2 separate regions of the Mus musculus genome follow, and region 1 is linked to region 2. A link is a loop called in an ENCODE intact Hi-C map of the cell type or tissue named here. Cell type or tissue: left cerebral cortex. All regions are shown on one strand. Each heading gives the region's core, and the rest is flanking DNA. Links, peaks and the distances in the headings are about the cores only. Region 1 overlaps Nhlrc2 (NHL repeat containing 2). Region 2 overlaps Vwa2 (von Willebrand factor A domain containing 2).

Region 1 (12,406 bases), core at 2,318-10,317, 340 kb before region 2:
TATTCCAGAACATCAGACTCCCAAGGACATGCTTGTTCAGCATGAATCACATGACTTATACACAGTGTAGCCGTGGTGAGCCACTCCACCTGTGGTGTCTCGAGTGGTGGGAACCTTTCCACATCCAGGTGCCGGGCGAGAGCCTTTACACAGAGGCCCTTCAGACGGTAGGGTCTCCTAGTTAACTCTTATCTGTATGTAGTTTACATTTTCTTCTCTTATCCTACAACCCATCTAGTTATCAGTCTGTGTTCTTAAATAGGTGAGCTCCTGTGAAAATATTGGTCATTTTATGGCATGTTTTCAGGGGTTTAGTCTGATCAAGAGCCTAACGATTTTTTTTTTCTTTCTGTTTTGCTTCTGGTCTCTGCTTCAACTTAATCTTTAGTGGTCTTGATTTCAGTATTTCTACTACTTTAAGTACAAGTACCTATTGTCCAGTGTCTTCTGCCCATGGGACCCTTCTTCCCCTTGTTTCAGCCTGCCTAGCTTTGCCCCAGGTCATCTGTGGTAGTTTTGCATGGTGGTGGCAGGGCGTGCCTGGGTGTATGTGTGTGGAGGCCAGAGGTTGACCTCAGGAATCTCCCTCAGCCTCTCTCCTCATTTGTTGGGGCAGGGCTCTTGGTAAAGCTGGTGCTCACAGATTGGCTGGACTGTCTGGCCAGAGTCGCTGGGGTCAGCCTGCCTCCATTTCTCCTGCTGTGGCAGTGGAGCTGTTGTGTCAGCCTGCCTCCATCTCTCTCTCCTCCGCTGTGGCTGTGGACCTGCCTCCGTTGTGTCCTACTTTTTACTTGGGTGTTAGATCTGAACTCAGATCTTCTGCTTGAACAGCAACACTGCCAGTTTAGCCTTTTCTCATACCTTTCTCATGCTTTTTAATACTGTAATGTATACTACATGTAATGTGACACTGTAATGTCCCTGTGCCTGAGATGGTTTCTCTCCTTTTTATAAAGTTATGCTTGCCACTTAGGGCACAGGTTTTACTTTTTAAAATGTATTCAAAAAGCCTTCAAATAGTTTTAGTTCACAAATTAGACTATTGTGTGGACTACTGCTAAACACTTTCTGTTGCAATGAATTCAATTGATTTTGTATGTGTTTATCTTTCTGTCTTATACTGTTCTATTGCTGTGAAGAGACACACTATGACCAAAGTAACTCCTATATTTAAAAAAAAAAGTCATTGAATGGGGGTCTTGTTTACAGTTTTCGAGACTTTATCCATGATCACCATGGCAGTAAACTGACAGGTGTGGTGCTAAAGCTGTAGCTGAGGGATCTACATCGTAATCCATATGCCTCCGGCAGAAACAGAGACACTGAGCCTGGTGTGACACACCTTCTCCAGCAAGGCCCCACCTCCTAATCCTTCTAGTGCTTCCCAAACAGTCCCATTCTCTGGTGACTAAAAATCCAAATATTTGAGCCTGTGGGGACCATTCTCATAGAAACCAGCACACTTTTCTTCCAGGCTTTTGGAATGATTTGTTTAGAAGTTACATGTTTGCTAAGGCTTTGGAAGTTGTCCCTCTCCTTTCCTCCTTCCATTGCTGTCTTCCCACTCCTCTTTGCTTTCCTCTCCTGTTCCTTCTTGGTCTTCATGTTCTGATTCTTATGTTGGAGTTGCAGAGGGAAGAACCTTCTCATTGTACTTGTTATGACCCAGCTAATAGAAAAAGCAAACTAGTTCAAGAAAAATAGGTGTATATTCTAAGACTCAGAGCTAAAAAATGAGAAGAGATATTTGATACTTGTCTATATATGAATCAGTATTTGGACTGTGTGATATATATAGTCATCTTCATTCTGCTTCTTACATACTAGTGCCCTTGACCTGTAAGGCGTATATCCAAAGCCTTGTGGATATTGCTCACTCTCTGTAATAACCTATGAGGCCCCCTTTTTTATTAGTAAGTGCGTATCAGATTATGGCCTTAAGTAATATTTGCAATTTGAGATATAATAGCAAGACTAGCACAGGTTTCTTTTTCTGTCTTGATGGATGATGAATAAATATGCATTCTTACCATAGATTTTATTTTCATTCCTTAAGTCAGAATCTCTCACCTTTTCACTGAAAAAAAGAAAAAGAAAAAAATATATGGCTTCTTTATTGAGAAACATAAATTGCTAGCATTACTGTTCCTGAGCTTTAGGGCCATACAGAGTGTTGGTTACTTGAACACAACTAATACAACGACTAGGTGGCTAATGTGGGTAGTGTATTCAACATGATCACCTTGAAAGGGGGATGATAGACACGAGGTGGGCTGCAGTGGGCTGATATCACACTGCACTACTCAGGAGGGTGTGTGGTCTAAAACATGAATAATTGACTTCTGTGATTTCCTATTCCATAACTTTAGACTATGGTTGATTTTAGATGCTTAGAACCATGGAAAGATGGGAGAAGAGGGCTACTGTAAGGATATACTGAGGAACCGAAGGAAGCTACAGCACCTTGGGAGCCGCAAACGATACGGAGTTGTGTGGGGCACTGATTGTGGGGAAATAAGGGGGTGGGAGACCTGCCTCGTGCCAGAGCTTTGGGGCTCTGGGTGGGTAGATGCGGGGTACTACTACCATGCGCTCTCTGTGCCACCAGAGTGGGTGTCTGGCTGTGGGAAGCCGGTAACCCCAGTCCCCGGGGGGTAGAGAGGGAACAGTCCAAGATCTCTGGGCTGGCCCAGAGACAACAGGTTCTCAGTCTTGGACATCCCAGATGCTACTGTGTGTCGCAGAAGAGCTGAGAACAAAGTGAGGGCCCCAGGGGCAGCTCGGTCAGTCCGGGGGCCGAAAGGAGAAGGGGGCAGGGGGATAAAAGGGCGCTGGGCTGTTCCCCTTGGGTGAGAGTCTTTGGTCCAGTCTGGTGGCTGGAAACACTAGGAGGCCTTCCTGTGGGAGATGGCTCTTTAGGGGAAGGCCTCTTTCATTGTTCTAACACAGAGGGTCTTGGTGAGCAGAAATGTTCCATGGTTTGAGAAAGAAAAAGAGAGAAAAAGAAAAAGAAAAGGAGAGGCTGGCCATGACCCCATGGAGAGAGAGGAGAAGGGAGGGAGAGAAAGAGAGCGGAAAAATGAGAGTAACAGATAAGAGCTTAAGAGAGAGAAGAGGGGCCAAGCAGCCCCTTTTATAGTGGGCTGGGCTACCTTGCTGTTGCCAGGTAACTGGGGAGGAGCATACCTGGTTATTGCCAGGTTAACTGTAGGGGTGGAGTCTAGCCAGAATACCAGGAGCTCGGGACATTGTCTACATGACTGATAGTCACCAGATTGTGGAGTTGAGGACTCATGGTGTCAGGCGTTTGTGTCTGGGAAGGTGGCTCCCTGTCCCATCTCTTGTAGAGTTTCCTGCTGGGTCTCCAGGGTAAGCCTCCGCCGACCAGAACACAGACTGCCTTTTGAGTCCCGCAGAGCTGCTGCTGGAATGAGACTTGATCTTCATATTAAGAACAGTGAAGGATTTTTTGCAAGATAGTGATACAGTCATAGTTGTGTGTTTTTAAGAGTTCAGTCTGACTTTTAGGGAGATAACTCATTATGGATAAGACAGGTGTGGCAATCTGCAAATACCAGGGTCAGCAGGTAATGATGTGCATGCGGCAAGATGGAAATCAGCTCAGCAAGACTTTGCCGGTGTTGGTTCAGATTCTAGAGTCTGATACTGGACACTTTATTTTAGACATATTCAAATACAGAACGGTTTTAAATAAATGCTTCCTGGTAACAACTGACTCAATCCCACGTGAACAATAAAGCTTAAGGCGTGACTGCATTAGAACTGTTTTGTAAAGTACATGTGACCTCTTCCATAAAGATGAGTTCTACAGCTTAAGGGCCTAGGGGAGAACCTGGTGTATCCCAGTCATACAGATAACAAGGTGGTTACCAAGTTATAAAGTACACGTGCAATAGAATGGGTTCTGTTGACCGAGGAACAATGTTCACGATAAAGGTCTAGGGAGGAAGGATCTGGGGAGTTCGTATGTGGCCTGGCCCTATAGGTAGCACAGATCACCAGGCTGCTAACTGCATCTCCTCCCAGCCTTCTGTGTAGAAGCAAGTAGACATTCCCCCTGAGGAGACAATCCAGCCTGTCTAACATCCCTGCTTTCCCTGGTGCTTATCTGTGAGCACAAGGCTCTCATGCTCTCTACAGATGGGTACAGACTGAACAAGTTGTAGGGGTTAAGATCAATAGGGCTTGGTCATGAGTTAAACATGGATGATGAAGGCTGCCCATGGGTTATTACAGAGACTCTGTATCTTGAGTTCTTGCTTATATAGTTGGATGTATAATAATGCAGTTCTATAACAAAGCACGAGAGAAAGTGCAGATTTGGAGGGGAAGCTCATGAGGTTAGTTTGAAGTATCTTTGATACTTGCCTTTCAGTCTCCATATAACTTCAATTGCATGTAGAATAAGGTGTAAATTCTGACCATGGCTTTGAAGGCCGACCATTTCTGGGTATTTATTCTTACTGTCTCAAACTTCCGTCGTCTTTGTATGTGCTGGTTTCTCTCCCTGAATCTCCTTCACCACTCTCTGCCTCATTTTAACTTCTCATCATTGAGGTGTCACCCCTTCATCATTTCTTTGGGAAAATATTGAGATATATTGATTAGGTGGAAGGTAAGTAGGAAATAGCCACCATCTACTTTGATTAATATTATTACATCTATATAACATGCAGAAACAAGTGGGCTTAAGTTGTGGGTTCCTCCTTGAATTTGGTGACTTTTGAATCATTACTGTTATTTATTCCAGTGTTTGCACTGTCCCAGATCTACCCAGTGCCTTGCCCACCAGCCGCCTCCTGTGCTCTTGCTGTTTTTGGAGTACTTCCTTCTCACACCAGAATATTTCTAGTTCCTCCTGCGCTTTCACAGCCCATCCCCAAAGTTACCGTTTCTCCAAGGAGCTCATGATTCCTGAGCTGTCTTTGGTTTTAGTTTAGTCCCTCTCAAAGACTTAAACAATTATGGAGGCTAGTCTTTCCACCTGCCTCCCACAGAAGTTACTGTGTTCATTTGAAGGGCAGGGAATTCATTGTTGCTGTTTGTATTTCATTTTAGCACCCTTGCCATCTTTGTAGCCTTTTTGTGTGTGAGTGTATGTGTGCCTGTATGTGTGTGTGCACGCGTGTGTGTGTCTGTGTGTGTGTGTGTGTGTGCACACGTGCGTGCGCGTGTGCGCGCACATACATCCAGGTGTGTGTGGAGTGGATATATAACAACATGGCTTTCACAGTGAAATGGAAAGGTTGATCATTCGTGCACCTATTTATTTCTTTACCTGCTTCTGCCTTGTACTTTATTTCATTTCTTACTACTTTTTCTCTTAACTAGAAAGTGGTGTACATTTTGTGCATAATAGTTCACAGTGTATATACAGTGTAATTCAACCATTTTCCTGTATGTTGGCTCTAAGGTTGGCTCAGTAGTTACAATGACTAATTTTGTGGAGGGATAGGTTTTCACATAATGGTGGACTAATTAAGGGTCATTTCCTAGAAATGAGAGTAAAAGTCATTTTGCTGCATATTTCTAAATTCCGCATTCTAGAGCCATGTTCACTTACATTTCTACAAGCACACACACAGAGAGAGAGAGAGAGAGAGAGAGAGAGAGAGAGAGAGGCAGAGAGACAGAGAGACTATTCCTACTGCTTCAGAGAGAGAGAGAGAGAGAGAAAGGCAGAGAGACAGAGAGACTGCTTCAGCACTGTGTTAACATTTACCTATCTAAACATCATTCTATAGATGTAACATAGCAGTTTATCATACATGTACCCTTTTTTTCTATTAAGTTGATAATTGGTTATTGTTTGCCTCTATGAAGGCTATTTTGAAGTATTAATTTTATGTTCAAAGTTGCTAAATCTTTTTAATTGAATCTCAAGGATTTTTCTGGCATACTAATTATATCACATTACATGCAGGTATTTGTAATTCTAATGTCTTTGAGTAATTCTCTTGTGTAATTGTGTTTGCTGTCTCCCTATCTGTACCTCACCTCTTTGTCAAGTAGTAGTAGAGCTAGCAGTTATCTTTGCCTTGTGCCTTACACTTACAGCATTTATATTTAGCATTTATTGATACTTATAGCATTTCTTCATTAAGAGACTCATTTTTAGACTTGATTACAGTTATTTAATCAACCAACAAAATATGGAAGACTTACTTTATGTAAGTTATACACATGATGTTAAACAAAATGTATCTGTGTTGTTTCCAGGCCTGAAGGAAAATGGAAGCCACCTGTAAGATTTAATTTCGTCAACTTGATAGACAGGATGTGGGATTATCTAGCAGACCAGTCAGGGCACGCCTCAGGGATTATCCATATTAGCACAACTGAAGTGAGGAAACACTCCTTAACTTTGAGGGGCAGCATCCCATGAGGCTGGGTTCCCCATGAATTAGGGTTCCTCATGAATTACTGAATTATAACCTTGCAGGACACCAGTATTTGGTGCTCTTTGCTTCACAGCTGGATGCCTCCCACTCCTGTCAGCAGGATTTTCCTGCAGTGGCACACTGGACCCTCAGACTGCGAGCCACAGCAAACCCTTCTTCAAGTCTCTTCTTGTTGACGATTTTGTCATAGCAACGAGAAGGGTACCTAATACACATGCTTTAAAGTCTTCCCCTGACTCCCAAACAAACAACCGTATTTGACTCTGCATCTCACAGCACCACCAGATGGAGCACCATGGCCCTCACATCACGTGGCCATCAAGACATAAACTAAGCTCTAGTTAAAGGTGCTCCTGATGCAAGCTGAAGACAGGGACAGAGGCAGCTTAACCAGCACCAGAAGAACAAGTCAAGTGCTTGGCAAACACAAAACCAACTCCTGGTTGGTTTGCTAGTTTGTTTATTCGTGGGCTTTTTGTTTCATTTTGTTTGTTTGTTTTCTCCTTTTTTCCCTCTTACTGCTTTTCTGTTTTGGGTGTTTTGTTTTTTGTCTATATTTTGAGAAAGAATGTAAAATTGAGTAGGTAGAGTGGTGGGAGTAATTAGAGGAAGGGAAAACATAATAAAAATACATTGTGTGAAAAATGTTAAAGAAAAAATAAAATGCAACAGTTTTGAAAAAAAGGAAAAAAAAAAGTAGGAGTAATTCTGAAGACTTAGAGCACAAATAGGTCCTAGTAAGAAATCCCCAATACCAAGCTTAAAATGTTAGCACAGGTTTGGATGCCCTAGTTCTAGCTTACCTTAAATGTTCAGGAAGGACGAGGATGGAAAGCGTAGAGAAGTCTGCTTTGGGACAAACATCAAATACACAAGCAGGGTGTGGTTCCTCTTAGATTCGGCCCCAAAGCGAAAGAAGGAAATGAAAGGGAAAGTTTAGGATCCAGTATGAAGGAAGGAGAATTACAGCCAGCACCTCCTCCATGAGTGGTGTCCATAAATGAAACTGCACAGAGAGCAGAGCTGTCAGAAGAGGGAGCTCTCAGGCTAGGAACCTGGTTTATAGGATGATAAGGTGGTCATAGCCATGCAGAACTACAGGAAAGAGAGTGTGTGGACATCCTCACTGAGAGTCACAGACTTAACAACTGTGTTCCTTTTTGGAGTAATATCTTCAAACAACACTTAAGACAAATGAAAACCAAGTTGGATCAGAAATACTAAAATTAAAAAGAAAAGAAGAAATGGGTATTGATTGACTTCAAGATTGTATTAGAAACGAAGTCTGAACGACAGGATGTAGAAGGGAGGATGACTGCGTGTAACGATGGAGTCGAGACTGCAGCGAAGTCGAGGGAGGCAGAGAGCTCTAGTGGGTGAGGCTGAGCCCCAGAAGACCAACAGTGCAGGGAGAGAGTGAGCGACTCAGAAGACAAGAGAAGGAGGTGCAGCGTGGGACTACTGGGAGAACCTCAGGAAAAGCCAACCACCCAAACTAATACCTGAAATTAGAATAGAAAAAGAAACCTAAATAGGGAAAAAAACAAAACAAAACAACCCTTCACTCTTCATCTTAAAAGGGCCTATAAGATACCAGGGACTATTAACCCAGAAAAGTCCAAAGAACAGCTTAATAAAACTGTTAAAATTACAGACCAAACCAAAAACGTCTTACGAGCTCCAGACTCACAAAAGCATGTGCATTAAACTTACTGGAGTTGTCCCAATAGATTGAAAAGCCAGGCCACATAAAGCCACGTTTCAGCACCCTGAAGGTATACAAACCAGGTATGGTACCCATTCCCTCTCCAAGCATCAAGGCTATAGCAAGCAGTGAGGAAGGTGAAGGATTCAGAGGGCGTGTGCTGCACGTGTGCATGGATGTCCCACAGGGGAGCTCTCGTCTCGTTCTGGCTGAGTAGGAAAGCTGCCCTGGACAGATAAGGATGTCCTGTGTACAGATCGGAGCTGAGATCAAAACTACACTGTAAGTAGAGGTGTATTTGATGGCCAGGGTTTGTTCTGAAAAAAATGGAGCTGATCAAAGTAACAAAGAATGAGGACTTACTGTAGGAGCTGACTGACCAGTCTGCAAGGGGCTGTTGCTTCTGTTTAGTATCTCAGTGGCAGATGGAGCCATGGATACAGAAAGACAAAGGAAAGAAGGACAAACTAGAATCCTTGTAGGCTCTGCTTTATTTAATGTGACTAGCAAGTGCTCTTTATTGTGGAGCAACACATTTCTGGACCATAGGGTAGAGAAGCTGGGGTTCCCTGGGGTCCCTTCTGAGTCTGCTGAGGCTTTGTGTGTCCTTTGTGTCTAGCCTGGCTTACTCCCTTCAGCTGTGTCTCATACGGAATATAATCCAGCCTCCTATAACTAGATGACCCCATGCATGTCTGCATATTTACTCATGTGAGTAATGTACTGTATTATGTATATAGATTACATCCCGCATGTTTCCCTATGGGACATAATTGTGAAGAGTGATATTGCTAATTTCTTTTGAAATTTAGAGGTTTTTTTTTTTTTAATTTATGGTTAAATTGGGTGAGAGTTCACTGTTGTACTGAGTACTGTTAAATTCCTTACACAGATTGTCCCTTAATTCACTTAACCTAGGGAGTCATTCATGATGTTTCCCCATCCCACAAGTGAGAAAACTGATAAAAGGTGAGCAGTTTGGCCAAAGTCTCAAATCCTTCCCACTTCTGCCCACTCCTACCCTTCCACTTCCCAGGCATCTATCTGCTCCTCAGGATTTTCCAAGATATCCTTGGTTGTTTAGTTGTTGCTTCTCAGCAGTTTGATCGTGAGCTGTCAAGGCATGTTTTCCTCTGTTGGGTCTTAGATGCTATGCTGGCCTGAAGTTACGTATACTAATTCCTTAGCTAGAATGAGAACATTAGGCATTAATCAATGTTTGTTTTGCCCTGATTTCTTCTCTTTTCCTTTTGGATTCTTGTAACTCCTTAGATGCTCTAAGCTGATCCCAAGTTGCCTGAAGAAGTGTCTCTTTTCACTCAGTCTCCCAGTGTCCTTTCTCTGATGTTACCTCAGGGCTCCTGGCCTTTTCCTCTGCCACCAGTTTGCTAGTGAGCTCATTCAGTTTCTTCGTTTCAAGTAGGTGTTTTCAGCTCTGACATCTTCATTTAGTTTTTCTTTTATGGTCTTATCTGTTTGCTTATATTTCCTGTCTTTTCATTCATTTCATTTGTATTTTTCTTTTACTTAATGAAACATGATTTTATAGCTGCTTCAAGTCTCTGCTGATTGAAATTATTTTGGCATCAATATCTTGTTTATTTTTCCTTTGATGATTAATCATATACCCTTCTTTATGGTGTTTGTTTAAGGCAGGATCTTACTGTGACTCTGAATGACTGGGCACTGGTTTCAGGTTATATATAAGACATTGTATATAGTATACAGTTGTATACATTGTATACAGTAATTTCAGACTATATACAAGATATTGGAACTTTGTGATATGTGGAACTTGGGTTCTATTGAAGTCCTGATAGATAAATTTAGTTTTGTTTTAGTAGACATTTAGCACGGTTACTTCTGATTATAAGTTCCCATCTTATAGGGCCCACCTCCAGCAGGAAGACAGGACATCAAGTGAGGGATGGGGTTGCCATTCCACAGTCACACCTCTGACCCATAATTGTTTCTGTCTGAAAGAATTACAGGGGTGGAAATGGAGAGGAACCTGAGGAAAAGAAGGTCCAGCAATAGGCCCAAAGTGGGATCCAGCTCAAGGGGTGGTCCCAAGGCCTGACACTATTAGTGAGGCTATGGAGCACTCACAAAAAGGGACCTAGCATGTCTGCCCTCTGAAAGACCCAACAAGCAGCTGAAAGAGTCAGATGTAGTTATTTGCACCCAACCAATGGACAGAAGTAATAACCCCTGTTGTTGAATTAGGGAAGGCTGAAAGAAGCTGAGGAGAAGGGAGATTTTGTAGAAGGACCAGCAGTCTTAATTAATCTGGACCCCGGAGATCTCTCAAACACTGGACCACCAAACAGACAGTATACACCACCTGATACGAGGCCCCCAACACACATACAGTAGAGGGCTTCCAGGTCTGTGTTCATTCAGAGATGAAACACCAAATCCTCAAGAGACTGAAGGCCTCAGGGAGTTTAGAGGTCAGGTGGAGTGGGGGTGGGGGCATCCATGTGGAGATGGGGGATGGGGGTGGGGGCATCCATGTGGAGATGGGGGATGAGGGTGGGGGCATCCATGTGGAGATGGGGGATGGGGGTGGGGAGGAGGTGTGGGATGTGGAACAGTTGGAGTGTGGATGGGGGGAATGGAATATGGAGTGTAAAAAATGAATTACAAATAAAATTAAATTTAAAAATATATTTATTTTTAATGTATGCGCATTGGTCGTGTGTGTGTGTGTGTGTGTGTGTGTGTGTGTGTGTGTGTGTGTGTATGTGACTGTGTGTGTGTGCGCGCGTGTGTGTGCGCACGCACACCACATGAATGCAATGCTTCCAAGACAAGAAGAGAGCACTGAATACTCTGAACCTGGAGTTGCAGATGGTTGTGAGTCACCATATAAGTGCCAGGTACCCAACCTATGTCCTCTATGAGAGAAGTAAGCTCCTAACCACTGCACCACCCCTCCAGCCCCTCTGCCCATCTTCTCTACTCAGTAATTCAGTTCTTAGTGCTCAGAATTTGCTATGCATTGTTGGTCTTGCCTTATGTATGTGTAGTTTGGAGACATGTGAGTTGAGACAATAGTATTTTCACTGTTTCTCCACACTCTGGCTTCCCTGGTTCTCTGACCAGAATGCAGTGGGGTTTCAGTTGGAGTGTTAGCCACTCGAGTGGCTTCAGCTGACAGCAGAGCTTTTACCTTGGTAACACTGGCCCTACCTTCTGTGGTGCGCCTCCCTTGGTTGAGTCCTTCCATTTTCTTTAAAAGTTTTACCTGAAAATGTAGAGTTCTAATCCTACCCATGAATGTGATCCTGTGTTTATGTTAAAATCAAGATTGTCTGAGATTTAGATTGATTAGTTTTGTATATACTTCTTTAAATACAATTAAATACATTAATCTAGTTGTTTTTTTAATCTATAGGTTTTTTATATTAATAAGCGAGCTCTAGTGTATGGATAATTATTTTCAGATTTTCCTAATGTCTAACATGCACATCCCCTTTTCAGATGGCCTTCTGATTGTCGGTGTTCACTCGGCTAAGTTTCCCAATGAGAAGGTCCTGGACAACATCAAGAGTGCTGTCCTCAGATACAACATCACCCACCCTGTGGTTAACGATGCAGATGCCAGCCTTTGGCAGGAGCTTGAAGTCTCTTGCTGGCCAACACTGGTCATACTGGGACCCCGTGGAAACCTGCTGTTTTCTTTGATTGGAGAGGGACACAGAGATAAACTATTTTCATATACGTCTATTGCTTTAAAGTATTACAAAGACAGGGGACAGATCAGAGATGGAAAAATTGGAATAAAACTCTTCAAAGAGTCTCTGCCACCTTCACCATTGCTGTTCCCTGGCAAAGTAGCAGTGGACCATGCTACTGGTCGACTTGTGGTGGCAGACACAGGGCACCATAGGATCTTGGTCATCCAGAAGAATGGGCGCATTCAGAGCAGCATTGGAGGTAAGGTTTGCTCCTGCTCATGCTGTTTATTGATGAGTCTGTCATATCTTTCCGGTTTAAAAATAGCTCAAGTGTATATACAAAGGCAGCCCGAATTGCCCTGTGACTTTATCACCGAGTTATTTTGTTATTTAGTCTGTGTGTCTGAGTTAACCTCCCCGTCCTCTTCAGAGCAAACAAAACCCAGAAGCTTCACGTCAAAAGGAGATCATTATGTTATATCATCTCTTAGGTGTATTTGTGTGCTTCATCCTGTTCTTCAATAGAAGGGTCACATTTATTTGTTCACGGAAATATATACCAAGATTTTAGGTCAATGACATTTTAAATTCGAGTT
Region 2 (12,406 bases), core at 1,548-9,547:
ACCAATGTGCTTTTTGTGGGTGAGAAACACACCGAGGAACAACTTCATGGATGCCTTATGTCTAATGTTAAACCTGGGGAGATGCCTGAGCGTTTTCACCGTGGTCAAGTGGAGTTACATTTGCCTGCGGTCTACAGCTTCTCTCTGCCACTGTGCACGGTAGCCTCATTCATGGGATCCTACTGAGATCCCTTTATTATTCCCAAGCAGGAAGAATTATCAACACTATTAAGCACCATACACCAGGGTCCCCAGGGCGCCCTCATTGCCCTCCCACTGTCCTGCAAGCACAAACCACCCTGTGTGGTGTTTGTCTTTTTCTGGGTTTGCCACCTCCCCCAGTGAGGGAAGGAGCATTTCCAGGCAGGGAGCAAGGGATGCAAGCCTGGGACAGGCAAGCCCCTGGACACATCCTTTCCAAGTACTGAAGCCCCCATTACTGGTCCCTGATATGAAGGAGAAACTAATTCAGAGGCCATGGCTGTTCAGAAAATGAGGACCCTGAGACCTGAGCTTGAGTCCCTGCTCTGCCCTGACCAGTCACCTGGCCTGTCACCTGACCTCAGTGAGACTTCCTGCTTCCTGTCTCCGTTCTTAGGGTGGCTACGAGGGAGGATAGAATGGAACCTTGCTTTGTGGTTAACACAGCCCTCATCCCCATGGCTGATACTTAGTCAAAGGCCTCTGTAGATCCTGTGGCTATAGTTCCTGAGCCCCCCCCCCCCCGAGAATTCCCCATGATGCTCAAGCTGCTAGTATCAGCTGATCAGACTATCTTTAATCACAGTAATGTGGCTAGTAAATGGTAATATGCTGGTGTTTTGAAGAAAAAATGCTTGCCGGTCCTAATGGTGACACTCTGAGCTAGCTATTCTGTAAGCTTGCACAAGTGCAAAAAGATACTTTGTGTTCTTTGTGACTTTGGGAGGAAGACCATGGGGAGGGTGTTAAACTTCATTTTAATAAATGATAAGGAGCAGGGAACTCGAGCAGTTCGTGGCTACAGGGTACCATCGGCCAGACACTTCAGAAGGGCCTTGCTTTGGCGTTTGCTGGCTTTCCTGTGTTTCACACCAGCCTTGAGGAGGCATCACCCACACTATGCAGTGCACATTCAAAAGCAAATGTCTTAGCCTCTCTCCAGAGCGTTTGCTTCATACCAGGTGGTCCCACAGATTCCTTTGTGTCCGCTGATTGTGGGAGAAGTGTGAGGAGGACAGAGCTTGGGAAAATGAATTAAGATGGCCACAGAGGCAGAGGTGGCTACGTTCATCACTGGGCTGCCTGACTGCCCGGCGTAAAAGCTCATGGCTCTCTGTGCCATGAGGCAGGAGCCTTAGGCAACCCCAGGTCGATTTTGAACAAAGAGAGGGGCCCTTCGGCCCACAGCCATGCCCTCGCCTTGTTGCTATGGAGGTCATCATCCTTAGAAAACTCAGGTAAAACACAAGTCAGTCGTTATGGCAACCCTGGGCCCCTCTGGGCCTTCTCAGAAGCCTTGGATAATGATGGCCAGCATCCTGATACCACAGAGGGAGCACAGCAACATGGACCCATTGGACCCAATTGGCACGGGCCCTACCAAGGTCTTCCAGCTGCACGGAGTCCCTCCTCTGAGTATTCGCTGTGAGAGCTTTGCTGCTTTCCCTACCAGATGGTGTGAGCACAACACCGGAGCAACCTTCAGTCTGTACTCTGCCCTCTCTGCCTGTCATCTTGGCTTTTAACGGGTATCTCTCTGGTAGGCCCCTGTGACTCCCAGCCCTGCCAAAATGGAGGCACGTGCATTCCAGAAGGTGTGGATAGGTACCACTGTCTCTGCCCACTGGCATTCGGAGGGGAAGTCAACTGTGGTATGTATACTTGGGATTCCCCAGACTGACTCACTGGGAGCAGGCGAGGCCTGGGTTCATGCTTCCTGTTGTCCCCTGCTCCCTGCTGAGTAGAAAGCAATGGATAGAATATCAACCCACCTTCTTTCCCCATAGCCCACTGATCTGTCATTTGGTGCGGCCTCAGACACTCTGTTAATCCAAATAGTGGCACCCGGCAGAGCTGTCACATAGCTGCTGCCTAATGTCTGAGCATATCTATGGCTTGTTTCACCCCTTCTGAGGAAAAGGAGCAAGAAGGCCTAACTTCTTTTGATTTTAAATCCATGCAGTGAAGATTCTATAAGCCTCGGCTTATGGGGAGCTGTGGTTATGTAAAGTACTTAGCACAGCGCCCAGCACACTCGGTAAGTGACTTACACATGTGTGCGGTGCCTTCATTGGAAATCCATATAGGAAAAGTAAATCGTATATACGTCAAACCTAGGGATGCTTCTAAAAGAAATATAGGAGCGTGTCTCTGTGATCTTAAAAGCTGGCAAAGACATCTCGGACCTCAAGGACAGTGGGAAATAAAGTTGGAGGCTAAACTCATTCTGCTTTATACAAAGCACTTGGACTGTGTCCCTCAGCAAGGTGGCAGGAAGCATTCTACATCCGAGTCTCTGGCAAGCACTGGATACTTAGGGGCTTGAGTCCCTCTGCTCCAGCATCTTTCTGGGAGGTTTCTTGTGCTTGAAGTGGCTTAAAGATATCTAGAGTGGGGTTGGTCTGCACACTGCAGCGGCCCCAGGTGACAGTGCGTATCACTGTGATTCCAACAGCCCCGAAGCTGAGCCTGGAATGCAGAATCGATGTCCTCTTCCTGCTGGACAGTTCTGCAGGCACCACATTGGGGGGCTTCCGGAGGGCCAAGGCCTTTGTCAAGCGCTTTGTGCAGGCCGTGCTGAGGGAGGACTCCCGAGCCCGCGTTGGGATAGCCAGTTATGGCAGGAATCTAATGGTGGCGGTGCCCGTCGGGGAGTACCAGCATGTGCCGGACCTGATCAGGAGCCTTGACAGCATTCCCTTCAGCGGTGGCCCGACCCTAACCGGGAGTGCCTTGCTCCAGGTGGCAGAGCACGGCTTTGGGAGTGCCAGCAGGACTGGTCAGGACAGGCCACGCAGAGTAGTAGTTCTGCTCACTGAATCACGCTCCCAGGATGAGGTGTCTGGGCCAGCAGCTCACGCAAGGGCTCGGGAGCTACTCCTCCTGGGCGTGGGCAGTGAGATCCTGCAGGCGGAGCTGGTGAAGATCACCGGTAGCCCGAAGCATGTGATGGTCCACACAGACCCTCAGGACCTGTTCAGCCAAATCCCAGAGCTGCAGAGGAGGCTATGCAGCCAGCCACGGCCAGGTAAAACTCTGCAGCCTAACCTAGGGCTGGCTTGTCAGTAGACAGGTCCGTCTGTCTGTCTTCTTGGCACCACCAGCCATTCTTTCCTTCAGTGCCTGTGCTGGGAACTAGGATCGGGGCCTGAGTGTAGAACTCTGTGGGGACTTCTTGTGAGGACCAGATAAGACAAGCCTAAGCAAGTACACTCAGCATGTCTAAGCGTGCACCTGATTATAGGTACTGTTACTAATCACACTTGATCATTGTTATTAGTCTTAAGGAGTTCTGAGTCAGAGACGTGTATTCTTAGAACACACACATGTACACATGCACACACACACTTGTTGCTGCACACTCGAACACAACCAAAGCGAACATGCTGTGATACCTTCTCTACTTCTCTGCTCATTCTGTTTCCTTTCCTATGAGGCTGAGCTTGTGAGCAGCACTCAGTGGGGAAATGGTAGCCCTGGGACTAAGCAGGGCCATGCAGCGGCTGGGCTAGTACCCGAGATGTCAGAGCTGGAACACATCGGTAAGAGGGCACTTCAGTGCTTCCCTGGGGAGCTAAGTGGAAGAGCCTCATGTGGGACTTAGCATCCCCAAACCGCGTTACTGGCGATGGTCCCCAGAGGTGAGAGTCCCCCTTCTGTAAAATGGTGATGAGGCTTGTCATGCCCCTTGTATCCTGTCCTCTAGGCCAGTCTCCTATGGCAGATATATATATATAACGGACTTGCCAATTGCAGAGAGTTCCATTATGTATCCATCCATTAGGATAGGTCATTGTTGCATTTAACAAACCAAAATCGATACATTGTTACTTAGTACAGTCTACCTTTGCTCAGATTTCCTTAGCTTTTACTTGATGTCTTCCTGTTCCCAACGCCAGAAATTGCCCTCACAGGGGAGTTAGCAGGCCTGTCTCCCCAGGGGGTTGTGGCAGGTTCTCTATTTTCCTTGTGTCCAGTGTGGTTTTTAAAAGCTAACATTATCAGACCACCAGACCCTTTGACTCCGTATTTAAACCATCCCAGTGGCTCTCCATGTGGCTGAAAGAAACCCGAGCCCCTTCCACCAGCTTCTGAGTACTTCCTGTCTGGCTGCTGCTCTCGCACACACTGGAAGACTGAGGAAGCTGCCTCCCTGCTAAGAAGCATCCTGCCTGCCAGTTAGCTTCACCTCTCTCCTCCCCAGGGTTCCCTGAGCACCTTCCTAGTCACATCTTGTCTTGCTGTCCCTTTAGCCCCTTCTTTCCCATGGTGTTGCTGGCTCTATTCCACATTTGTGTTCATTTCCTACCCATATGTCCTAAATCACCACTCCATAGATGGCAGGTATCAGCCTATTTGATATAATAGCAGAGCCCTGTGCACAGTGGGCAGGCACTGCGTGATGTAAGGAGGCAGGCGAAAGTACAGCCGCACCTGCTGCTGTTAGGGCCTTCAAAATCCCATATGCTGGGTCCTTCTTTCAAAGATCAAAGGTGAGTGACCTGGCTTCGCATGGCTTCAGAGCTGCGGCCCAAGGTCACCATTTCTAAGCCAGCAAGGATTTAAAAAAAAGATGAGGGAGGGAGGCTGAGGTCAAGCAGCTCCCACTGACACGTTAGAATTTATAGTTTCAAGCTTAGAAACTACATTCCCTTCGATTGGGACTACAGCACGGCCACCCCCTAGTGGCCATTCTCAGCAGGAAGCTGGGAATGTCATCAGGGCAGCCACTTGTATTCATGTCTATATTCTAAGGAAGGATGAAGTGTGATTGTAAGGAGGGTGGATGCTACATGGGCAGTCAGCACACTGGCTGGCCTGGACTCTGTCCAGCCCAGAACAGCCCTGCTGTACCAGCCAGATCTAGACAAGGGACCTATTTTGCTTGCTCCTCCAGGCTGCCAGGCACAGTCACTGGACCTGGTCTTCCTGTTGGATGCCTCTGCCTCTGTGGGACGTGAGAACTTTGCCCAAATGCAGAGCTTCATCAGGAAATGCACCCTCCGGTTTGATGTGAATCCTGATGTGACACAGGTTGGCCTGGTGGTATATGGCAGCCGGGTGCAGACTGCCTTCGGGCTAGACACCCATCCCACCCGGGCTGCCGTGTTGCGGGCCATGAGCCAGGCTCCCTACCTAGGGGGTGTGGGTTCTGCTGGTACAGCCTTGCTGCACATTGAGGACAAGGTGATGACGGTCCAGAGGGGTGCCCGCCCCGGTGTCCCCAAGGCCGTGGTGATGCTCACAGGCGGGAGTGGGGCAGAAGATGCAGCTGTCCCTGCCCAGAAGCTGAGAGGCAATGGCATCTCAGTCTTGGTTATGAGCGTGGGAGCCGTCCTCAGGGAGGCAGTACGGAGGCTTGCCGGTCCACGCGACTCCCTGATCCATGTGGCAGCTTACACAGACCTTCCGTACCATCAGGACATGCTCATCGAGTGGCTATGTAGAGGTGAGTGGGGATAAGAACACATCTGTTAGGGCCCTCTTGAGACAGGACCTTTGCCTGACCTTCACACATGTTACTATAAGGAGGACAGCTCCCTAGTCCCCACTTGGCTGTGTGTGAGCTTATGAGCTAAACCCTACAACTCCACAAACTTCTCCAGTGTTACCGACCATGTGCTAAGCTGTTGCTGCAGGTCCATGGGTGACACTGAGAGGTTAACCCAGCCCCACAGACTGTAAGATTGAGCTGAGCTTGCTTAGAACAGGGGTTTTGGGTCTGACCCAGACCTGGGCACATTCTCCTTTGTAGAAGCCAGGCTGCCAGTCAACCTCTGCAAGCCGAGCCCATGCATGAATGAAGGCACCTGTGTCCTGAAGAACGGCAGTTACCGATGCGAGTGCCGGGGTGGCTGGGAAGGCCCCCACTGTGAGAACCGTGAGTGGATCCCTACTGTTCAAGCACAGATGGGGGTGGTCTCCTTAGTCCTGCTGAGTTCTACAGACTCAGCAGGAGGCAGGTTGGGTTATTTAATCATTTATTCACTCCCCTATGAAACACTTGGAAGGGTCTTACATATCTCAGACCGTTTTTGTTTGTTTTGTTTTGTTTAGAGTAGGAGATACAGGCTGATGGATAAGAGAGATAATCTGCCCTTATGAAGCTTCCATTTTAGGGAGGAGACAGAGTGAGCAGTGTAACAGTATAGAGCATTAGAATGTCACTATTGCAATACCATTACTATTGGGACTATTAGAATGTTACATTGGGAGTTCCGTGCATTGCAAATAGCCATGACAGCGGGGAGGTGGGCCTTGGTTAGCAACATAACACTGCACCAGTAACAGTGTCACAGGATGTGAGGCCAGAGATGTGTAGATGGGTAGACACATTATGGCAGCTAGTGGCCATTCTTTCTTGAATATCTGTAGTGACTGAGCGGAACAGCCTGCTGGAGGGGGGTGAGATAATAGGGCTTTGGGAAGAAAGTTGCTTTAAGGAGACACAAGTAACAGACTGGGGCCTCCTTAGATCAGGCAGAAATCAAGACAAGAAGACATGGCTTTTCAGCCCTTGGTACACACTGGCTTCCAGTGGCCAAGGAGGAGGTGGGGGCAGGTGGGTGGGAAACTGATCTGATACCTTTCACTTGGGGATGGACTTGTAAAAAGGACACAAAGTAGCTACCTGCTGAGGCGAAGACTCAGACACCCTCAGAATTCACTTTCCTTCCTAGGCATCTTGAGAGGAGATGCCCCCATGGCACGTAGCTTCCACCAAGAGCCTGCAGGACTACAAGGGCCAACCCCCTCGCAGCAAGCTCCCAAGCATCTTAGAATCGGAAAGGCCCTGTCCTCCGCCAAGTAAATCTCCCGGGGGCCCTGGAGCATCAGCTTCCAGCTCTGCCACAGGGGACACTGCTTGGGACAGTAGCAGCTGTCGCTATGGTGATGTTGGGAACGACTACTGCGTCAGCATTTATCCCCTGAATCCGTTTGTACCTTGCTGAGGTAAGCTGCCTGTCATTTTTCCTGAGGATAAGAGGCAGGCCAGAGAGATCTGACGACCTGCTTGAGGGTCATCACAGATGCTAGACAGATGTTCCTGAGGTGGTAGCGCTTTGAAGAAGACTCTGTCAGAGCTCACCGCCTGGTGATTGGTGCAAAAAGTGGGTTTCTCCCTGTTCCAAAAGACAGCTCCTGTGGATTTCATTTGCAAAGGGATTATGTGTCATTTGTGACGTTTTCTGGTGACCAGATCTGTGTGTGGGAGAGACCTGGGAAGGTCTCAGACAGCCATTTGACCAATTACTCAGTTTGCACGTAGGGGAGGGACATGTGTGAACAGCCGTGTACGATTGGTCTGGGCGCTGAGCAACGGCCTCCAGAGGGGCTTCCTTTCAGAGATTACTCAGGAGAGAGTGGCAGTGAGTGCTGCCCTCCTCTTAGTGGTGGCAATGATGGGCAGACTTCTCAAACTCAGCAAGGGAGGGATGAGGGGTTGCCCAGGAGGTTTGCTTTCAAAGCTTACTGTGCTGCTCTGTTTTAATGTGCATCTCACGCCCACTCGGTAATGTCTCAAGACAGATTGGTTGGTTGTTCGTCCATCAGGACTGTATCCGCTGGCAACGAGGCTTCTTTGGAATATCTTTGGGAAACTAGGTACTTAACTGCAGCGCTAACACATCAGTCTCCCCCCACACCCCTTCCCCACCCTGCCCCTTTCTTGTGCTGTTTGAAGCTGGGTTTTCAGAAGAAGCCATGTGTAGCGCTCTGGGAGATGAGAAGCATTGGTAAGGGTGTGTATCTTTGTGCAGCCAATGCTGTAAACTCTGTTTGTGTTCTGTGTGCCAGGCTGGCTGGCTGAGGTGCTACTCCACGTCTGCAGGATGCTCTCCCCGTCTCTGACCCACATTTTCTTCCTTCACATTTATACACTGGGGATGTAAACTTTACGTATTGTTATATTTCAATCATCGAACCAATATGTAGACATTGTCACAGCAGAATAGTGCTGATGTCTTCGTGGAACACCAGGACTTCCCAAACACCCGTGCAGCTGTAGTCACAGTACCTTCCTGTAAACTCCTGTCCTGGTCTGTTATATTCTACTTTACTCTGGGTTGTCAGTACCATGTTCAAGGAGTCAGAATTTGGTCTTGATGGTTTTTAAACATAAAATAAAACATTTATGTCCTTAATCGTTTGCCTAGGCAGGCTTCTACAAATTGGTATGGTTCTTTTCTCCTAAGAACTGCTAAGGAGCCTGTTTGACCTCCCGAGGTCTGGCTTTCAATTGCCTGTGTGTGGAACCTTGTTAGTTACACAATCAATGCTCTCTTTCAGGTTACTGGGTTAAGGAGCCTGAAAGTCTCTTACTAGGCTTCCCTATGTGGCTCTGCCAGTTTTTATAGTATATATCAGTGTGTAAAAAAATCAAGACCTTTGCCCCATGCCATGAAATACAAGGGAAACCCAAAATACAATGAACATTTTATTTAAAAAAAAAATTCTAACTCACCACTTGATAAAGGTCACCAAGTGTTTATGATACAGGAAATAAATGCCCTGGGATTAGAAAGACAATAATATATGCGTAAAAACATTTAGCCTTCAGAAACCAGTGTTAGGTAACTAGTTCCAAATGCTCAGAAATGGGGCAGGTAACAGATGAAATGTATCAACTTGTGCTAGTGCTGTCCCAGAGAGACAGCACATAAAGACAGCACTGGCTGCCAGTCTGACAGACTAGACAGGCTAATTCACGGCTGTTTTCCTTGCAAGGGGACCAGAAATTTAAAACATCTTTACAATGGTAATGAAGAGGTAATTGACCAACTCTTAAAAGTGGCCTGGCCACAGGACAGTCTGTAAACACAGGAATTTTCCCCCTATATAATACAGCATTGTTTAAAGTTTTCCTGGACTGGGGGGAAGTCCTTAGTGACCCCAAGGGGGTCAGTGCCTTGGCTTGGTTCCCAATATGTCCCTCTTCTACTGATTACAGGGTTCTAATGTTCTTTAAGACCATCAGAGACCACATGGAGCCCACCCAATTTGGGCAAACATGAAGACAATGCATGATTTAAACCTCAACATTGCCAAATACAGGATGAAAGATAAGGGGGTCAGGAATTTAGATTTTTCTCATAACCAGAAGCAATGTGGTCATTTTTTCACACCTGAAAAATCTTGGTAAAACAGTTGAGTGATGGATGAAATCTTTAAAAAGAAAAGGGAAGGTACATTGTCTCATTGACAGCCAGTAGATTTCGACTCCAAAGATGCCACCACGATGCTGCTGCTGGGATCCCTTTGGCTTGAGGAGGAGACAGGGCCTTCTCTTAACCGAAGCTCCGTTTGCAGCGAGCGCCTCATCCCTTGCTTTGTCTTGTAAACAGACTCACCTTTCCTCAGAGTTGCTGTTTTATTGAAGACTTGTCCAGAGCAGGATTGTCACCAAGGTCCACAGTCACATAAGAGTCTTTAGGCAATTCTTGTCTCCTAACTGGCTCCTTTCTTCTCCCATTCCTACAGTACAGACACAAAGCACCCCACCCCACCCCCAAAAGAAAGTTATCCACTGTATCTACCGCCATGTATGTAGAAAAGGGTAAGAAAAATTAACGTCGCTCCAAAGCAGTTACCAACAGAGCTAGCCTCATCCCTAGGAGGAGCACAGCCGAATGCTGTGATTGATTAGTGATGTCTGCAGGGGTGAGGCAGTAGAGGCGTATGCAATTAAATGGATTTAATAGTTCATCATTGGTGAGGGTGGGGGTGTCTGACTTTTTCAGCATCTGCACAGGACAGGAACAAAGAGCAGAGCTTGTCAAAGCCAACACGTCACTCCACTCGAGTTTCTTACTGTACTGAGTTACAGATTAAAGAGCCTTCTCCTTTTGCCCTCGGGGAGAAACTATGTCATGGGGTTAGGTCCTGTTTCTACTTTATTGAGCCTTTTGTCACTGGCTTCTCTGGTTTTGATGTTAGAAACCTTTTGGGTTGGAAACATTTCAGTCACAGCCTGTCCCTGGAATCTACTCCTGAGTGGTGGGGAGGTCGTGGGTGGGGGTGCCCTCAGGCTCACTGGGAAGAACACTTGGTAAATATAAGCACTTTCCTGGTTAATCAGTGGTAAAGCCCGGGCCGGGCCACAAGTGGCATTCTGCTGAGAGCATATCTCTCACTCAGAGCTAGTGCAAAAGCCACAAGGCTTCATCTGCAGCTGAAGAGAGGCCACTCACCTTGGCTTTCTGCAGGACAGTGCCTTTGCCTGTGACCATGACGGAAAGAGGCCTGTTCTTGAGCACAGATGCAGAGTTGACTGGCGTGGAGTCTGGTGGGGGGTTGGGGGTGGCAGCTTTGGGCTGTGGCTGAGAAGGAGAACAAGGACTGGGTCAAATTACTATGTATATAAAACCCACCTCTACCACCCTGTGCCAGGAGGCCCCGTGTAGAGCTCACAGGCCCTCCAGAGCCCAGCACTCACACGAGGGCTCATGTTGTCCAGGTGCGTGGTATCCACAGTGGTGCCCAGGGTCACGGGCCCAGCCTCTGCCTTCTTCAGGTTGTCCTTCACCTCCATGATGCTGAGCTCAAGGTCCACACGCCTGCTCTCCTCCATCCGGCATTCCTCGTCTATTTTCTTCAGTGTCTGCTCCAGCTTGGCCAGGACCCCCTTATCTGTAGAGAGGATAGAGAACCATGCTGGGTAGAGGAAGGTTTCTCTGGGGTTCAAGAAACAAATTATGACGTGGTAGTCTGAGTGAGAATGACGTCCATGGGCTCCTATGTTTGAATGCTTGGTCTCCAGAAGGTGGAACTGTTTGGGAAGGATTAGGAGGTGTGGCCCCGCTGGAGAGAAGGTGTGGCCTTTCTGGAGAGAGGGTGCGTCAGTCATTCTCGGTTAGAATGCTCTCTGTGCTTTGTGGTTCTGTCTCAACTTTGAGCTCTCAGCTACCTCTCCAGTGCCTGCCTGCTGGCTGACACAATCTCCCCACCATGACTCACTATCATGGACTCAACCTCTCCAGAACTATGAGCCCCACCTTACATCCTTTCTTTTATAAATCACCTTGGTCATGGTATTTTTGTCATAAGAATGGAGAAGTCACCAGTGAAACTGCTAACTGAATATATATTAAAAACCCACTGCCCTGTGCACATTAAATGGGTTCACTGCTAGACAAATGGACTCTATCCCGACAACTGAAAAGTAGAGAGACTGTCCCTAAGGTCTTCCTTTGATTGCCATGCCATAGCTTCCCAGGAACCTGTCGGATTTGTCCCCAAACCTGTTAGGCTGGTTGTGCTCGCTAGTGCAACTCTGTGATTTAAATATCAAATGAGATCCAGGTCAAGTAATTCTGAGAGGCCTCAGAGGTCAGTTGCTAGGAAACCTCCCATGAGCCTGAGCCGGCTGAGACTGGAAAATCACCTGGAAGCTCTCCTCTCCGACTTTGTGCACCTAAGACCAGAGCCTGGAAATTAAGAAGTGCACTGCAGGCGTGGTTAGCATAGAGGTGCCTTGGCAGACCAGTCAGCTGACCCAGATCGTCAACCTGAGAACAACCTAAGTACCTGCTGGTGCTGTTGACCCTGTTTCATGGATCCAGGCAGAGACAGCCTCAGACAGGACCAGAAGAAGAGGGTCATTTCTGAGTGAGGGTGAGGGGACTCAGGCCAAAGGATCCAGAGGTAGATGACAAATCCAGGTTCATTCCCTCTCAAAGCCCGTGTGTGTTGAGTGAGACAAAGTTCCACCCTGGCCCTCCATGCAGAGGCCCCCTACCTGTGCATCTCAACAGGGTCTCTTTGAGCTCCCGCTTCTCTCTGCGGAGCTGAGCCAGGTGCCCTCGGATCTCCTCCTTGCTCCTCTCCAGCCTCTCCTTCTCCTCCGTGTACCGCTTTACTTCCGCCTCTGTCCGATTCTTCCCAAGTTTGATCTCTACAGACCAGAGAAGGAACCGGCTTGTGTCAGCAGGGATGGGTGAGGCATGGGGAACACCCATGCTGGATGCCAGCCCTACAGTGATGGGGTGGGATGTGTCCCTCACTTTTGTTGTTGGGGTGGTCCAGGGCAGGTTCCCTCACCTCTGTGAACCCATCCTCTCGTGTGAAAGAAGAGGATCGGGCTGACTCGCTATGTCTAAAGCGCTAAGCCTGGATCTAGTCCATATACCTGCACTGGTCACTCTCAGCTTCTCCTTCACAGGTGGGCTGGCAGCGATGGGGGCAGAAGCCATGGTGTCTGGGCAGT

What was found. Hi-C counts contacts between places; a loop is a spot of excess contacts. Peaks named below come from ENCODE experiments on the same cell type or tissue, not always from the same donor. Only the 100,000 strongest peaks of a DNase experiment are listed, where the experiment ranks them.
Region 1: a loop joins it to region 2, with 5 times the contacts of the local background. A loop is called at or near these places in 6 of 42 quality-filtered maps.

Annotation. Positions count from the first base shown.
Region 1 is chr19:56,558,803-56,571,208 of GRCm38, forward strand. It overlaps Nhlrc2 (NHL repeat containing 2), which reads left to right. Exons shown (of 11, transcript NM_025811.3): 3 at 11,614-12,069. Among named protein-coding and RNA genes, the nearest start is that of Nhlrc2, 17 kb to the left of the region's middle. In left cerebral cortex, for the core only: CTCF peaks have their summits at 6,698 (motif pointing right) and 7,449 (motif pointing right); DNase peaks (open chromatin) are centred at 3,632, 4,871, 6,698 and 7,450; H3K27ac peaks cover 3,074 bases.
Region 2 is chr19:56,903,734-56,916,139 of GRCm38, forward strand. It overlaps Vwa2 (von Willebrand factor A domain containing 2), which reads left to right. Exons shown (of 14, transcript NM_172840.2): 10 at 1,746-1,853; 11 at 2,657-3,229; 12 at 5,099-5,650; 13 at 5,957-6,082; 14 at 6,882-8,345. The coding sequence ends at 7,012. Afap1l2 (actin filament associated protein 1-like 2) reads right to left here. Exons shown (of 19, transcript NM_001177797.1): 15 at 12,329-12,406; 16 at 11,939-12,094; 17 at 10,637-10,830; 18 at 10,392-10,520; 19 at 8,621-9,675. The coding sequence ends at 9,649. Among named protein-coding and RNA genes, the nearest start is that of Vwa2, 36 kb to the left of the region's middle. In left cerebral cortex, for the core only: a CTCF peak has its summit at 4,886 (motif pointing left); a DNase peak (open chromatin) is centred at 4,908.